Regions from separate parts of the Homo sapiens genome. Here region 1 is linked to region 2. Evidence: chromatin contacts called from ENCODE Hi-C or POLR2A ChIA-PET data. All regions are on one chromosome and are shown on one strand. Each heading gives the region's core, a stretch centred on a gene start or an enhancer-like site at or near the end of the contact. The rest is flanking DNA. Distances are from core to core; before and after follow the strand shown.

What was found. Hi-C counts contacts between places; a loop is a spot of excess contacts on that map. ChIA-PET counts read pairs that join two places held with the same protein, here RNA polymerase II (POLR2A). Pooled maps may share reads with other maps.
Region 1: a map of endothelial cell of umbilical vein shows a loop between it and region 2 (7-fold over the local background). The contact joins two enhancer-like sites. A Hi-C loop is called at or near these places in 3 of 168 maps with a recorded cell type or tissue (Caco-2, Calu3 and endothelial cell of umbilical vein) and 1 of 50 pooled maps. POLR2A ChIA-PET finds 5 or more read pairs at or near these places in 1 of 52 experiments (MCF 10A).

Annotation. Positions count from the first base shown.
Region 1 is chr4:168,074,507-168,079,213 of GRCh38, reverse strand. No RefSeq gene overlaps it. Among named protein-coding and RNA genes, the nearest start is that of ANXA10, 16 kb to the left of the region's middle. Within about 2 kb of position 1,478, at least 2 of the 41 ENCODE cell types and tissues checked have a DNase peak (open chromatin) inside an H3K27ac peak, as active enhancers do.
Region 2 is chr4:167,894,101-167,898,974 of GRCh38, reverse strand. No RefSeq gene overlaps it. Among named protein-coding and RNA genes, the nearest start is that of ANXA10, 200 kb to the left of the region's middle. RefSeq lists enhancers at 1,232-1,989, 952-2,151. Within about 2 kb of position 1,719, at least 5 of the 41 ENCODE cell types and tissues checked have a DNase peak (open chromatin) inside an H3K27ac peak, as active enhancers do.

The DNA of each region.
Region 1 (4,707 bases), core at 229-2,728, 180 kb before region 2:
CTCTAGATATCCATGTTTTAGGTAAATGAACAAAATATGATTTAAAAAATTATCTTCATTTCTGTACTTTGGACATATTCTGATGTTCTAAAGTCCATTTAAGATTCATTCTAGTTGGAAATTTGCACTGACCCTTTCCAATTTGTAGCAATAGAAGTCATGAATAAAAATAATTAAATTTTAATTATTTTTAAAATTATATGTCCTAATCCTTGTAGAAGAAATTTAATTAAAAGTCAAAGAAAAAGTAACTTACTATAAACATTTTCATCACTTTGAAAATTAAATTCTAGCATATTAGTCATGTGCATTAATTTGAAACAAATTTCACATCCTTGGAATAATAATTTTCATATATCCACACAGAGATTAGTAGTCAGAGGATCATTATCACTAAAGAAAAAATAAGATGCTGCTAAATTGGTCTCATCTGAATATTTTAATAGGTAATATTACAATTAAAAGCAAAGTATATTAAAATAGTAACAAGTGTTTCTGAATCATATTTACCTTTTGACTTATAAATACTTTTGTTTTGAAATAAACTACATATTGTACATCTTATTTATCATCAACATGATTAACCTGTAGTAGGGAAAACTCAATTCTTACGGAACAAATGTGGCAATAAGTAGAGATTTAAACCTGATTGTTCTTTTGTTGGAATCACTAAATAAAGTTTGTATTATAATATGAGAATATTTTGTTTTCAATGTATACATATAATAGTCTTATCCATTGAAATAAAAAATAGGTTTTTATGGAAATACAGGATTTCATAAGTAATTTAAATGTATTATAATTTATCTATACAGTGTGTATTGTCATTTACCATGAAAGATTATACATAAATTACTGTGATGAAGCTATTTTTCCATTGACATAAAATAAGATTTTAAAGCAATGAATGTGCCAGTTCTGTTCTAAGCACTTTAAATGGTTTAATTCATTCCTTGAAACAACCCTACAAAGTAGGCATTGTTATTATTTCATAATACAGATGGAGATTCCATAGATTGAAAATCAGACTTCGATAATTGAAAGGACTCACAAGACTTCAAAGAGCATCCTTGTATAAGGCTTTCAGTAAAGGTGAAGAACACAGTTGAGTAGGAGAAAGGGTTGAGGCAAATATTAGGGACCTGCTTATCAAAGTCCTTCTTATATGCACAGAACGTGCTTCATCTCCAGTTCGGGCTTCCGTTTGTGCAGTGAGCCTTGTTTTGGGAAAACTTCTTAAAAGCATTCTGGTGGAATCTTTTATGTCCTGTAGTTATGTAGCTAAGCCAAGGTGAGTAATCAGTAATAGGAGTTACCTGTGTTATTTTGGGAGGTATTTGGGGTTTACTTTGTGAGTGATGCACTTTGATGCCCACCTCCAATTCCATATCAAATTTCAGATTACGGGGTTCCTTTATTTTCCCATTATCTCAGGCTATATGCCAACTCTATTGGTTTTTACCAAAGAATTGGCAAGAGTCATTTTTGTTATTATCCAGTTCCTCTGGTGCCAGAAGAAACATGACTCATTTCTGCCTATTAAGCAGATTTATCTTTTTACCTCTTCACCTAAAGTAAGGTCACTAACACTTCAACAATGGGGTTGCTTTCTAGACTGAATTTTTATTGTGTTGGTCTTCCACCCTTGGGAACCATCTAAACTTCAGTTACTTGTTTGACACCCTTTGGCACCCTTGGAAACTTGTCATAGGGACAAGTTATGTCCTTACACAATTCCACAGGGAGACTTAATGTACATGTTCATTTGATGAGGAAATTATTTCCTTCATTTGCTTCCATGTAGGAATGATGGTATGACATAACCCACAACCATAGGTATCTCATATCTCAAAATAAATTTATATCCTATTGTAATAAAAACGATTTCAATTAAAGCCCCTATTACAATAACAAGCCAATGATAGTTTTCAAGCGATGCTTACCTTGAAGTTGAAATAGGCTACTTTCTAGTCCCAAATACCAGCAATGACCACTGGGTGTCAGTCAAGGGCTTTTGCCAAGTGCTTCAGTCAGCATGGCTGCTTTGACTGGACATTTCCAAAATCATTGGAACATGGAGGTAATGAAGTTACCATGTGCTTAGTAAGGTCACAAAGACCTGATTGTGCTAAGTTTCTTTGAAACTGTAAAAAAAATAAAAGAAGTGCTGTTGCTCAAATTCAGGTTATTTTTTTCTTGGTAATTTTGTGAATAGCAGTTGATAACATTTCTCAGATGTTGTATGTGAATTCTCTAGAAACCAAAGAACCTAATCAAACTTTATATTGCTTGCTTTGATTTTGGAGTTCACAGAGAAAATCATTTATTTTTTGTTTTATGAGGGATGCCCTAGTCTCCTCTGTTCAAGAGATATCAAGGAATTTCACCATTTTTCTGAGATATGTATTGTATGATAGTTAATCAGCCATCTTCTGGAATCATATGATTAACAAGCGTTTATAATGCAATTTTAGCTTAGCGTTGAGATTGATACATAAACAATATATCATTACTATCACAAATAGCAGCACTCTCCAATTGATTCAAATCTGTTTCATCTCATCAGGTACAGCAATAAGCAGGAGAATTTAAATATCTTTGCGAGAGCATGGTAAATGTGTATTTTTCCATCCATCTCACACGAATGCAAATTGGCTTTAAATTTCTTCATAAGTAGAAATGGAAAAGAAAGCATTAGTCAATTTGGTCACAGAATAATAGTGTCCCTTAGTTTGTTGTTCCGCTTGAATAGTTAATACGATACTGTGCACTACTCATGGCATGAGGGTTATTATTTATTATTTCTGTACTCTATAGTGAATCTCTGGGTTTCATCATTTCTTCCACAGGCTGTTAAACAAGGAAATTGTGGCTATTAATATACCTACATCTAAAACATTTTTAATTGAAAACAAAATTTCTTTATGTGCCTCAGGTATCCAAACCTAGTCTATTCTAATTGCTTTAAATTGGCCACTTGAATGGGCTTAGATAATTTTGAAATTTCCCATCTACTATGCTCCAGTAAAAAAGGATTAAAAACAGATTTGCAAGACAACCTTTTTCCTAATAACCTGGGTAAGATAAGAGTCCTGCATTCAGACATTAGATCCATTCTAACCACACATTCTGGCAGAGTGAGGCAACAACCTTACATAACTTTTGTTAATAAATGCCTATATTTTAGCCATACTTTTGTCTGCTGTTCCTTGGAGTTGCTCACCGTATCTCCCTAACTCAATTCTATTGCCTGTTAACTTTTCCTTAACGGGCTTTGTATGATGTTATATTGGACACCGGTGTCCAGAAAGCCAACTAAATTTCCTTCACCACCCTCGGGCCATTTTACTCACACCCATGGAAACAGCCTTGGATCCCTGGCTGGGGTGTTGAGTCAGGGGGCTCTGGCCCTCCTGTCATCCAGAGTCAGAATCTTCTCTTTTTCCCCATACAATTTTCATGGGCATTGACACTCAGGGGATTATGAATTTCTTTTGTACAATAATCAGATTCTTAAAAATTTATTGAGACTAAAATAAATTGAGCAAAACTGTCACAATTCCTTTATAGGTTGAAAAATTGATGGAGCAGCCAGACCACCTAATCTTTACATAGCAATTCATGACAATTTTAGTGTTTATAACATCTGTCTTTTCCTTATTAATGTTATTTTTAATCAACCTTCTGAACACTAGTATTCAGTTTAAATTTTCTCAGGACTTTTTTTTACCCCTTTTATCCATATTTCCTTTTCTTTTTATTAACCCTAATCATTTTTCCATCATTAACCCTTATTTGCAGTACTTGGACAAGGAGTCCTTCCATAGTTTCACTCATCCCATCTTATCTCCGCAATAATGAAGTCAAATAAGGAGTCCAAGCAGTTGTAGCTTCTTATAGCATCTATCATATCTTGACCAAACCTGTAGAGTTAGGAAATTTTTTAGAATTACTGCAACTAATAAAAGTTACTTATGTTCTCAACAATTCAGCAGCCTCAGAAATATTCCATTTAAAACCTAAGGGTGAATTTGGGGAATTTTCCTTTTCAAGATTTATGTTATTTACCTTTGATTTTATACAGCTTAATGGATTTGGAGTTTACTCCTTCTATCCATGTTTCCACAAAAGCTACAATAAGTGAGGGTGCTGAGTAAGCACTAACATGCCTGTTCATTTGACAGTATCCAATAGAGTTCTCTGACTTCTCATGCACAACACTGATTTCAGTAGAGGTTCAGAAGTGAGTTGGCGATCAACTCCCAAGTGGCTTAACCGTTTAACTAACTACCCTTGCATTTCTGCGGTCTTTGAATTCGCACCCCCATGTGACCTGTGTAAATGTGTTGTGATGCTCGTCTCTGCTGAGGGGATATTTTGGTTGAAACAGCTATCTTCCCCACTGCCTTTGGGCATTACAGTCAGGATCACATGCTGTACATCTGTGGTCATGGAAGCCATCGACTGCTTTCCTATTATTATCATTTTCTCTAGAAAAAAGCAGGGTATTCTTGGTTGGCTTCTCCTTTTGAAATTTCTTTTTTGTAATCCATTTAGCTCCCTAATTTCCAAGCCAGGAATTTTCCTCTCCAGCATCCACTGACAGGAATTTCTTCTCAGCAACGGTTGCAATATTTGTGATACTCCACATCAGAGATGGGCAGAAAGTCATCCTGCAACAGTAGTTCCTGGCTTCCCCACCCTTTC
Region 2 (4,874 bases), core at 470-2,969:
CTTTTTTTCTTTCTCTCTTTCTCTCTCTCTCTTCTTTCTTTCTTACTTTTTCTTCTTTCTCTCTCTCTTTCTTTCTTTCATTTATTGATCACATGTCTTCTCAACAAGTATGTAAACTTCATGAAGACAGGAGTTTTGTTTTTAGTATTATGTTGTCCCTGGCACCTAGAGAAGTGTCTGGTACTTATCAATTACTTGAGTAAAAAAAAATCCGTGAATAGATCAGTTGAGTAGGGATTTGTCAAATACTTTCCATCTGAAATTTTCTTTTCTGTTCAAAAGTCACCCTACCCAAGAAGGTCTTTCTGACTGCCCTAACTGAAATACAATTATATGTCCCTTTTTCACCCTGTAACCTGCTTTGTTTTCTATAGACTATATCAAATAAAGTGTAGCTTAGGTACTAAATCGCTTGTTTGTTGACTATGTTCTCCACTAGAAAATGATCTCAATGAGGATAGGAACTTCTCTACCTTTTTCTACATGAGTGCTTTGGATAGTATCTGATCAGATACATTATAGGCAATTAATGCTTTTAGACTGTAGAGTGAACCAAAATGCTTAAAATTCTTTGAAGAATTGCACAAAACATTATTGGGATTTAAAACCTGGGAAATTTTCCTAATGATTATTTTATTGTACTTTTTAAGCTAACTGTTTTTCATATTTACCTATTCCAAATTTTTGGTTTTCTAGTTATTAGTGTCTGCTTTTGTCTTCATGAATATCTTATTTATATATTCTTTACATACAAATTCACTTCTTAAATAAATAGGCAAAAGTAAAATGCCCCAAGGGATGAAGAAATTATGATATGTAAATGTATAGAAATGATTTGTAGAAATTACAAATTGGTGTTTAAAATCATTTAATGATAATGAAAATGGTTAATGGTAAATTATATAGTCAATGAGTAATTCAGAGTCTGATATATTTTCCAAACACAAAAATCTTGAACAGCATTATAACCAATATTTATCTCTATTGTGTGATTTTAAAGACATCTTCATTATCTTCTTTATAATTTTCATATTGTCCAACTTTTCAATAATCAATATGTATGATTTTACAATCAGGAGAAATAAAGCAGTCACTGATTTTTCTAAAAATTTATAAAATGGAAAATGTAAAACAGCATTACCTCCATCGAGTTTTACTCTCTGAAAAATATTAATTTATCCTTAGACTATGTAATTTAAAAAACATAATAAAATAGAAACAAGTAAATTTCATTTGGATGCAAGGAAAAGTATTCTTGTTAATGATAAAACAATGTCATCCACTAAAATAACAAGGTTAAGGACTTAGAGGTATCAAATGGCCAGACAGATATAGATAATTTCTGAATGATAACTCACAGCTTTGGTTACTTTTCTTTGGTAAACATGATCATAGGCACAAAGGTTCTGGTGATTCGTGTGCTTTTTTTTTTTAATGAGTTTGTATTTTAGACTTTGTAGGTTGCTTTTCATACATTATCTCTTAAACTGTGAGAAAGGTATTTTTACCATTGATAGAGGCAGGAGACAGGCAAATGCCTAGGAAATAGGGAAGGGCCCCCGGGAGAACCTCTGACCTGCTCCGCAAGTATTCACACCAGATGTTTTTGTGCAGATAAAGGAACCAGTGCAGGGTCTTGCCTGGGCATGCCCACAATGAACCGGAGGCGAACATGCACTGGAGGAATGGGGTAGAGCCACCAGGAATTTGTGCTGTATACTGGGGAGGAGCCTGGCCTCATCAACTCCTGTGTGGTGGCCTGGAATTCAATTTGTGAGGTGGAAACCTGAGTGCAGGACTGCTCTTTTTGTTGAGAGCTTTCCTTTTGCTTAATAAATTCTGGGCCGGGCACTTTGGCTCACACCTGTAATCCTAGCACTTTGGGAAGCCAAGGCTGGCGGATCACCTGAGGTCTGTTAGGTCCATTTGTTCCAAGGTGTAGTTTAAATCTATTGTTTTTTTTTTTTGACTTTCTGTCTTGATAAACTGTTTAGTGCTTGGAGCCTTTGTTCATATTTTCTTATTCTTTTTTCTTTTCTTTCTTGTATTGGGTTAGTTCGAAGTCCTTGTCTTCAAACTCTGAATTTCTTCTACTTGTTCAATTCTATTGCTGAGACTTTCCAGAGCATTTTGCATTTCTAAAAGTGTGTCCACAGTGTCCTGAATTTTTTATTGTTTTTTTTCTTCAAACTATCTATTTCCATGAATATTTCTCCCTTCACTTCTTGTATAATTTTTTGGATTTCCTTGCATTGGGCTTTGCCTTTCTCTAGCCCCTCCCTGATTAGCTTAATAACTAAGCTTTGAATACTTTTTCAGGTAAATCAGGGATTTCTTCTTAGTTTGGATCCATTGCTGGTGAACCAGTGTGATTTTTGGGGGGTACTGAAAAGGCTTGTTTTGTCATATTACCAGGGTTGTTTTTCTGGTTCTTTTTTGAGGGAGGAGAGAGACCCTCTCATATTGTTTTATATTGTTTTATACTCAGTACCTGTTTTAAGAAAAACAACAAGGAAGTAAAACCAAAGACAGGCAGCCTGGCACCAGGCCTGAAACCAGGCCTGGGCCTGCCTCGCCTAAATCCAGTAGTTAAAAATCAATTCATAACTTAGAAACCGATGTTATTCATAGATTCCAGACATTGTATAGAAGAGCATTGTGAAACTCCCTGCCCTGTTCTGTTTCTCTCTGACCACCCGTGCATGCAGCCCCTGTCACGTACCGCCTGCTTGCTCAAATCAATCACGACCCTTTCATGTGAAATCTTTAGTGTTGTGAGCCCTTAAGAGGGACAGAAATTGAGCATTCGGGGAGCGCGGATTTTGAGGCAGTAGCTTGCCGATGCTCCCAGGTGAATAAAGCCCTTCCTTCCATAACTCGGTGCCTGAGAGGTTTTGTCTGCAGCTCGTCCTGCTACATTCTCATTTGGGTAAGCTCTGTCAGAGGGAAGGTCTAGGGCTGAAGTCTGTTGTTCAGACTCTTTTGTCCCATGGGGTATTCCCGTCATGTAGTACTCTCCCCCTTTTCCTATTAATGTGGCTTCCTATAAGCTGAACTGCAGTGATTGTTGTCTCTCCTCTGGGTCTAGCCACCCAGCAAATTTATGCAGCTCCAGGCTGGTACTGGGGGTTGTCTGCACAGAGTCCTGTGATGTGAACCATCTATGGGTCTCTCAGCTGTGGATACCAATGCCTGTTCCAGTGGAGGTGGCAGAGGGTGCAATGGACTCCATGAGAGTCCTTAGCTTTGGTGGCTTAATGCTCTATTTTTGTGCTGGTTGACCTCCTGCCAGGAGGTGGTGCTTTACAGAAAGCATCAGCTGCATAGTGTGGAGAGGGACCAATGGTGGGCGGGACCCTAGAACTCCCAAGATTATTTGCCCTTTGTCTTATATACCAGGGAGGATTATATACCAGGTTATATACCATGGGGGATATGGAAGGACCATCAGGTGACAGCAGGGCTAGGTGTGTCTGAGCTCAGACTCTTCTTGGGCGGGTCTTGCTGCGGCTGCTGTGGAGGATGGGGGTGAGATTCCCAGGTCACTGGAGTTGTGTATCTAGGAGGATTATGGCTGTCTCTGCTGAGTCATGCAGGTTGTCAGGTAAGTAGGGGAAAGCCAGCAGTCACAGGCCTCACCCAGCTCCCATGCAAACTGAAGGGCCGGTCTCACTCCCACCATGCCCCCACTGACAGCCCCGAGTCTGTTTCCAGGTGGAGGGCCAGAGGGGCTTGAAAAGTTGTCTGAGACTATCCGCCTCCCAGCTGCCACAGAAAAGGGTGTTAGCTTTTCCCCACCTGTGAAGTCTGCATATCCGATTCGCGCCCTCCCCCAAGTTCTGGCCAGGGGGGCTTCTTGCCCCTTTCAAATCATTACAGAGTTCACCAAGAGAAGTGCTTCTACCTGTGGAGTTTTACCCCCTGCTCCTCAGGCCACCCTCACGATGGATCCCTGTGGTGCCAACCAGGAATGGGCTGCTGGGGACCCAGCAAGCTCCCAGGGCCTTCCTGCTGCTTCCTCTGCCCCTGTATTTCACTGGGCTCTCTAACTTGACTCAGCTCCAGGTAACGTCAGAAACTTCTCCGCAAGCAGACCTTCAGCTTCTCCAGTGGGGTTGTGTGTTCGGGGGAGGAGGGTCTCCCTTTCCCACTTCCCCAGTTGGGGCACTCACAGTATTTGGGTGTCTCCAGGGTCCTGCAGGAGCAGGCCGCTTCCTTCAGAGGGTCTGTGGCTCCTCTCGGGATTGCTGGTTTGTTCTTGCAGTCAATCTGGAGCTAAAATTCACAGTGCAAGCCTCCGCATGCTGCTCTGTCTGGAGCTGCAATCTAGTCTTGCCTCCTGTCTACCATGATCCCAGAAGAGAAAGACAAATCCGATGAGTGGATCATTAGTTCCCAGTTGCCTTGAAACTAAATTGTTTAAGTATTTTGACATGGACTACACACTCCCCATGATTTGCCCTCTATCTACTTCTCTAGATATTTCCAGTGCCTGGAACATAATAGCCTCTCAAGAAATATGGATTAAAAACGTGAAAGAGATAAGGTGGTTTATCATTCTATTTTGTGCTTAAGGAAACTGGTGTATAGAGGGTTTTTTTTGTGCAAGCTAAAGAACAAAGGTTGGACAGGGCCCAAACTGAGACTCCAAATTCAAATATTTGCCTGCCTCCAAATCCAATGGTCTTCACCTCAATTCTCTGTTTCTGCCTCTCAGATGTGTGTGTGATGGGGAGTGTGGGTAATGGGGAGGTGGGAAGCAAAACCAAAAATGACCAGTGAAACCACAGGAAAACAAAGAAAAAGTGATATATTCAGTCCTTTTGAAATAATCCAAATGGTAATGTCATCATTTGGTCCTGGCTTGAAAATCC